Regions from separate parts of the Homo sapiens genome. Here region 1 is linked to region 2. Evidence: chromatin loops called from intact Hi-C (ENCODE). Cell type or tissue: breast epithelium. All regions are shown on one strand.

The links. Hi-C counts contacts between places; a loop is a spot of excess contacts. Peaks named below come from ENCODE experiments on the same cell type or tissue, not always from the same donor. Only the 100,000 strongest peaks of a DNase experiment are listed, where the experiment ranks them.
Region 1: a loop joins it to region 2, with 18 times the contacts of the local background. A loop is called at or near these places in 1 of 110 quality-filtered maps.

The regions. Positions count from the first base shown.
Region 1 is chr11:8,697,679-8,701,678 of GRCh38, forward strand. DENND2B (DENN domain containing 2B) reads right to left here. Exons shown (of 20, transcript NM_213618.2): 15 at 1,535-1,712; 16 at 1,255-1,296. Among named protein-coding and RNA genes, the nearest start is that of SNORA3B, 14 kb to the left of the region's middle. RefSeq lists enhancers at 504-1,291, 1,292-2,077 and a silencer at 1,284-1,578. In breast epithelium, no CTCF peak of the experiment used is centred here; DNase peaks (open chromatin) are centred at 1,660 and 2,353; H3K4me3 peaks cover 236 bases; H3K27ac peaks cover 3,358 bases.
Region 2 is chr11:8,540,517-8,544,516 of GRCh38, forward strand. All of the region lies in intron 1 of STK33 (serine/threonine kinase 33), which reads right to left. Among named protein-coding and RNA genes, the nearest start is that of STK33, 52 kb to the right of the region's middle. In breast epithelium, no CTCF peak of the experiment used is centred here; no DNase peak of the experiment used is centred here.

The DNA.
Region 1 (4,000 bases), 160 kb after region 2:
GAGCACTTACTATGTGCTAAGACCTGTTAGAAGAGCGTGAGTAGATAATCTCATTTATCTCTCCCAGTAACCCTCATAACTATCATCAACCTCATTTTAAGATGAGGAACTGAAGCACAGAAAGGTTAAGAAACTTGCCCAAGATTACAGAGATTAAAAGTGGTAGAGGGTCAGGCGCAGTGGCTCACGCCAGTAATCCCAACACTTTGGAAGGCTGAGCGGGAGGATCGCTTGAGCCCAGGAGGGAGTTCGAGACCAGCCTGGGCAACTTAGCAGGTCCCTCTATCTGCAAAACACACACAAAAAAACAATTAGTCAAGTATGGTGGCATGCACCTGTACTCCCAGCTACTTAGGAGGCTGACATGGGGAGGATCACCTGAGCCCAGGCAGGTCGAGGCTGCAGTGTCATGACTGTACCACTGCACTCCAGCCTGGATGACAGTGAGACCCTGTCTCCAAAAAAAAAAAAAAAAAAAAAAAAAAAAAGGGGGTAGAGCCAGTGTGGCATTCACTGGCCTCTGTGACCAGGACCAGCCAGGGGTTCCTGATTAGGTCTCCCCAATTCCTCCATCTTCAGCTCCAGGCAGGAGGCACAGTTGGCTTGGGGCAGGGGGACTGTGGCCAGCCTGTGTCTCAGGAATGAAGTTAGACTGTTGTTTCGTCTCTATACTCTGTTTCTGTGTCCACATCACTATGCCTGGTACCCAGGGAGTCCTCAGCTCCGTCATTGGTGTGTAACAGACAATAAGTACATTTCCATAGGGGAGAGCACTGGGTTGTGCTCCTTTGTAGAGAGCCAGGAGGATTTCCACGACTAACAAAGGCTTTTTGTAGTTGACAACAATGATTGCAAACCTGTACGTTACATAACAATCTATAGTTATTTGTGTAACCCCCAGCAAACATTTCAAGGCAGGTGTTGTCACCACCTCTCCTTTAGAGCTCAGAAGAATTTAGAGGCCTAAGACCATGTGGCTCAAAGGGGGCAAAGTCCAGTGGCCAAGTCTGTGGACTCCCAGGCCGTGTTCTTCAAATTCCCACACTGCCTTCTAGAAGCTCATGATGTCACTGGAAAGGCGGACCCTGCTAAGGTCAAGGATTCCAAGACCAGCTTCTCCCCACCCTTGACTAGTCTGTGAGTAGTACTGAACCCAGAGAGAGAGCTCAACAAACAGGTTGTGAAGGTTGAGTAGTGTGTGTGATGGTGCAGGGTGCTCAGGAGCCCAACTCTAGCAAGCACCCACCCTCTTACCTGTCGGATGAATCGGTCAGATCCCAGATTCACCATCAGCGCCTGAGAAAAGGAGTCATTAGCAGAGTGGCTCAGGGCATGAGTCCCGCAATGCCCTCTGCCAGGCCTCCAGACCTCCCAGGTTCCCAGGGTCAGCTAACAGGAAGTACTCCAGCCGGGGATAGACCTCCCAGGGAGAAAGGATAAGAGCCTGGTAAAGAGGCCGAGGGGCCACAAGTAAGATCCCAGCACCTGCTTCCCCCTCCACCCTTCCCCCCAGCTGGTTCCCCCGGTGGCCCACCTCCTCCACAGGCAGCTCCTTCAGTTTGGGGAGGGAGCTGGAGAGCAGGCCAACCAGGAAGGGGGTGGGACAGCAGACGATGTCAATCATGGAGGCCGGGAGGACAGGAATGAAGGTGTGCTGCCAGGAGAAGGGGTAGAGCAAGGCCACCACCGCGTGGGAGCAGCTGGAGAGGGTACTGATGGGCAGACAGAGAGACAGAGTACCTGAGCCCAGGCCCAGGAACTTAGAGCTCGCTGGAGGCTCAGGACAGCCTTTGATCGTAAACCTCCCAGTGCAACAAAAATGCTAATGGGGTTCAGGGACCCTGCAGACTGGTAAAGTCCCCGCTTTCCCACTGCGTAGCGCCTCAAGGACAACAATGCTACTCTCTTAGGGAAATGTACCTGCAAACAGCCAGGAAGGTATGCAGCAACCCGCAGGACAGTCATCTGACAAAGATCTGGAAAAGGGCTGTCTCGGGTTTGGGGGGCACATCAGTGGGCCCGTGGCTGAGGAGGCAGTAGGTTTTGTAAACCCCTAGGGCCAGTGAATGCAGATCGTGGGTACCCTCTCCCACCCCACATCAGAACTAGGCAAGAGGGACAAAGAACTTGTGGAAAACCTAAAACATCAGCAACGGATCATGAGCTGGCTGGACCTACCCCTCCCCTCTCCAGCCAGAGGCAGACCCCAGGCAGAACAGGAAGGACATCTTTTCCAAGACCCCAGATTGGCAGAACTTGAATACCCGGCCAGGCCAAGAACAAGACCTTGGGATCGTCCCTCCCAGAATGGTCCTGGAATGTGCTCAGAGGCAGCTGCAACCACAGGAAACAATAGCTGTATTCACAGCCCCACGGGAGCTGGCCTGGGGGGGGGCAGGGTGGCAAAGAGGAAGCTCAGCCCTGAATTAGAGGGTAGAACCTTCAGGAAAAGAAACCTCATGGTCCAGGCTCTCTTAGGGGCCACTAAGGTCAGGCCAGGCCAGGGCACCAAAGCTGGGCAGTCAGGGGCTTTGTTGGCTGACAATGACCATGGCTGGTACACAGGAGGGGCCTCTTGGAACTGCTGTACCCAGCTCATTCCAGCTGTTGGGCTAGATTTCTTCACAAGGGCCTGATGGGCCCACAGAACACCTAGAAGTGTGAGACACAGAAGCATTGAGGCTGTGATGGGAACAAGTGAGGGGCAGTTTTCCTTTCTAAACCCTGGTGCTCTATGGAAAAGTCAGCAGCTCTGGTTTTTCTTCCTCCTTTCTTCTCCTGGGCTGAGGATGGGCCTGCGTTCCTGTCCCTCTGAAGGCAATCGGGAGTTCATTTCTCGGTTTCCTCTCAACTGCTTCCTCATACATACGGAAGGAAATACCCCAGGGATTCAGGACTTATTGGAGGACAAACCAGAACGGGGATTTTCCTTCACTGCCCTCCTGTGAGCACCTGACATTTAAGGTGGCTTAATCAATGTCCAAATGACCACTCTAGAGAAACCACTGCTTGGGATGGATTCTTTGACCAAAACAATATGTAACATGTTGCCAATAACCCATCCTGTTGTTGTAGGACTTACTAAGAAATTATTTTATGGAGAGAGGAAAAGTTTTTGTTTCCTTTTTTTAAAAAAATTTTTAAATTTTTATTTATTTATTTATTTTGAGACAGAGTGTCACTCCCAGGCTGGAGTGCAGTGGCACAATCTCCGCTCACTGCAACCTCCACCTCCTGGATTCAAGCAATTCTCCTGCCTCAGCCTCCTGAGTAGCTGGGACTACAGGCCCAGCTAATACAGGGTTTCACCATGTTGGCCAGGAGAGTCTCGATCTCTTGACCTTGTGATCTGCCCACCTCGGCCTCCCAAAGTGCTGGGATTACAGGCGTGAGCCACTGTACCTCATTTCCTTTAAAGCAGCTCAAAAATGTTTCTTGTCTGGAAAGAAAGCCCCGGCTCTTAGAGCCAGGCAGGCAACCTTTGATATGCAAATGAAGACCATTAGAAATTGGGTCCACCCAACATGGCAATTCCCACCGTTGTCCTCTTGCCCTTGCCCCTACAGGTGCCTAGCAGCATGGCTGCCCCGCATATTCCCACGTGTGTAGAACATCAGGCGCCCTACATTCGCATATTAAAAGGCTAGGATGGGAAGGCCAGCTTCCGGGGGGGGGGGGGGGAGGGGCTACATGAATGACATGCCTGGTCAAACCAATCCCCTAAGCCCTATGCAAATCAAACACCGCCTCCTCCAGCCTTCTTATCAAACTGGCTGGTATCCACAACACTTGGGGTTCCCTCTCTCGGCTTTGGAGCCTCTCTCCCTCTGTCTCTGTACTTTCTTCTTTCTGCCTTTCTCCTTCCCTTCTTGCCTATTAAACTCTCCGCTCCTTAAAACCACTCCACGTGTGTCGGTGTCGTTTTATCTAAACCAGCATAAGAACCAAAAACCCTAGTGTTCCTGCACTCATCGGAGCCGTATCACTTGTGCCTTGCCTG
Region 2 (4,000 bases):
TGTGTATACACACACGCATATACACACAGGAATATTATTCAACCTTAAAAAGGAAGTAGATCCTGCCATTTGCTACAAAACAAACCTAGCAGATATTATGCTAAGTGAAAAAAGACAGACACAGAAAGAAAAACATCACAGGCTCTCACTTATACATGGAATATTTAAAAAGAAAAGAGTTCAAATACACAGAGCACAAAACAGTAGCTACCATGGATGGGCAGGGGGCGGGAGAGGAAACAAAGAGATGCAGATCAAAGGATACAAAATACCAGATATGTAGGGTGAACAAGTTAGAGATAATACACAACATGAGGACTAAAGTTAATCAAATTGTATTATATTAGACATTTTAGTTAAATAACTAAATTTTGGTTGCTCTTGTCATGAAAAAGTAATTATGTGAGATGAGATATGTGAATCGGCTTCACTATACTACCCATCTTACTATCTCTCTCTCTCTCTCTCTCTCTCTCTCTATATATATATATATATATCTCATAACATTATGCTGTAAACCTCAAATATACATAACACATTTTTTTAAATTTAGGTTTGAAACAACATTTTACAATGGAAAATAGATGAAGCAATTAAGGACCTCTAAAGAATTCAGTTCAGATGTTATGCCTTTAAAATATAAATTGAATTAAATTATATCATTACTTGAGAAATGTGTATATTTCAATGAACATATTATTTAAAAACTGACCTAATTTACTAATAAAAGAACAAGAGGCTTTTCATCTCTCCTTTTCCAAAGAGGTTTTTTAAAAAATAGTTCTCAGTTTCGTGATTCAGTACTATAATACAGTTTTACAGTTTTACATTTCCTGCTTTATCTGTTGAAGCAAGATAACTCAGTAGCTATTGTCCAGGTAGACTTTCATTTCACCCAGACCACGGTTTTATACAAAGTAAATTTTCTAACTTCAGAGAACTTAACAACCACTCCTAATCAGAAACTCTTTAGGCAATGCCAAGAAAAATATCCAATGAAAGAAATTCTGTTTAAGTACAGTATGAACAACTCCTTACTAAATAGCTTTTCCCCCAACTCCAGTGCATAAAGTATGTTCCATACATATCTTTATATCACTATATATTTTGAAATTTAAAACTTTGATATAGTCCTAAATTCGTTGCTATTTTACTTTCCATTTGTTCAAATGTTTCACAACTTCTGTCTGTGGTACTACAAGCCCCTTCAAAAGACTTAAATTGTATTAAAATACTACTTTCAATTTAAAGAGCAAAATATCTGAAAAATTAAGGTCACAGTGTTAGAGAGTCTAATGGAGTATGGATTTCTGCTTGAAGTACTTCAACCAGAAACCTCAGCAATCTTAAATCTGTCTCTCCTGGATATAATAAGTTTTAAAGCTTTGAATGAATTTTCAGACTATGTTTCACATCTCTCATAACTTCAGAAGAAGATGCAGCAGAGAAGCAAAGAGAACAGTCTCTATAATAATGGAATTTTTATGCAGTACCAATAAGCTACAGAGCCTTTAAAACAAAAGATGAATAGGATCATTTTTAAAGGAGGAAAAATAAGCGTTAGAAGGTTTCTTTGTAAGAATTTGCTCATAGGTACAAAGTACTTTTCAAAAGATCAAGAAATAGTAGGTTCTTTGATTCAGGATGTCATAAATGTTACAGAATCACGATTAAATCAACTATTAGTTTTAAAATATAAGGGTTTTATTTCAATATTTCTACGATAAATGTGGCTAGTTCCACATGTCATTACGAAACCTAAGTCAATTTTCAGATAGGGCACTGACCAGGAAATACTGACAGACAAAAATCACATGGAACATGTACAAATCTGAAATAGGGAAACAACACAAAATACATTTCAAAAAAATTGCTTTTAAAATGTTTGTCATCTAAAACAGTGGTTCTCAACGGAAGTGATTTTGCCTCCCGGGGGATGGCTGGCAATGTCTGGGAACATCTTTCGTTGTCACAACTAGGGGAGTGCTACTGGTATCTAGAGGGTAAGAAACCAAGGATGCTGCAAAACATCCAAAATGCATATGGCTGCACCACAAGAAAGAATTACCCACTCCAAAATGTCAATAGGGCCAACGCTGAGAAATACTGACCTAAAAGAATGCCAAGCACGTGATCAAATATGCTTGGATGATGCAAAAATACTTGCTGAATGAATTAATGAATTTTAATAAATGAAAAGATTTAGTTTGCACTTTTTTTTTAAGACACTCTGTCACCCAGGCTGGAGTGCAGTGGCACGATCTCGGCTGCAACCTCTGCCTCCCCAGGCTCAAGAGATCCTCCCCACTTAGTCTCCTGAGTAGCTGAGACTACAGGTACACACCACCACACCCAGCTAATTATTGTATTTTTTTGTAGAAACGGGGTTTCGCCATGTTGCCCAGGCTGGTCTTGAACTCCTGGGCTCAAGCAATCCACACGCCTCAGCCTCCCAAAGTGCTGGGACTACAGACATGAGCCACTGCACCCGGCCTGGTTTTCACTTTTTATAGCTTCTTATTATCTCCATCAGTTTGATGCCGCCCAATGCAGACTCTGTTTTGTTCTCCAAATATGTATCTACTCATTCATTAGATTCCCCTAGGGTGACAAATATGACCAAAGAGATGAAAAATCACATGTCCATTAAGGATCTTGCCCTATGATATGGTTTTCCAAGGAATCTAAAAGAGGGACGCATATTCACCATTTAATTGTCACTTAAATCAGCAGGTGAAAACATTTCAAATGTCTTCAGTGATTAAGAGCTCAAAAATATATTTTTAACTATGGGAATTAAAACATTATTATTTTATTTGGCCACATTTGTTGATAAACCAACGTATTTCAAATTTACAAGTCAAAACCAAATAAGTAAAATTTAAATACTCTTTAGAAAATACTCATTGTGGTTCTGTAATTTGTAACAACATGGATGGAACTGGAGATTATGATGTTAAGTGAAATAAACCAGGCACAGAAAGACAAACATCACAGGTTCTCATTTATCTGTGGTATCTAAAAATCAAAACAACTGAACTCATAGATGTAGAAAGTAGAAGGATGGCTACCAGAGGGTGGGAAGGGTTGTTGGTGGTAGGGGGAAGATGGGACTGGTTAATGGGTACATTAAAAAAATGGAAGAATGAATAAGACCTACTATTTGATAGCACAACAGGGTGACTATAGTCAATAATAACTTAATTGTACATTTTAAAATAACTAAAAGTATAATTAGATTATCTGTAATACAAAGGATAAATACTTAAGGGGATGGATACCCCATTCTCCATGACATATTACACATTGCATGCATGTATCAAAATATCTCATGGACCCCATAAATGTATACCTACTATGTACTCACAAAAATTAAAAATATAAAAGAAAACACTCATTGTGTGAGAAATGCAACTAGAAAAGGTTAAAATGCCCATGTGATTTTTTAAATAGTAATTCACAATTGCCAGTTCAAAATAATACTAAATGATTTTTTTCCATTTTTTTATTATACTTTAAGTTCTGGGATATATGTGCAGAATGTGCAGGTTTGTTACATAGGTATACATGTGCCATGGTGGTTTGCTGCACCCATCAACCCGTCAACTACATTAGGTATTTCTCCTAATGCTATCCCTCCCATAGCCCCCCATCCCCCGACAGGCACGGGTGTGTGATGTTCCCCTTCCTGTGTCCATGTGTTCTCATTGTTCAACTCCCACTTATAAGACTCTGGCATTCCCAATTTAATCTAATATGAAAACTATCCCAAGTGGAAATTTTATATATATATATAAAATATGTATATATATATTTATAAAATTATATATATAATTATATATATGTAATACATGTATATATATTCCATATTTATCCTTAACTGTCATGTAGCTACAGATTGATTTTATTAACAAATACTTAGAAGAATAATGATTGTTTCTCTAAAGAAAATTATGAGTAAATTTTATTTTTTCTTTATAGCTTTTTAAATTTTTCAACT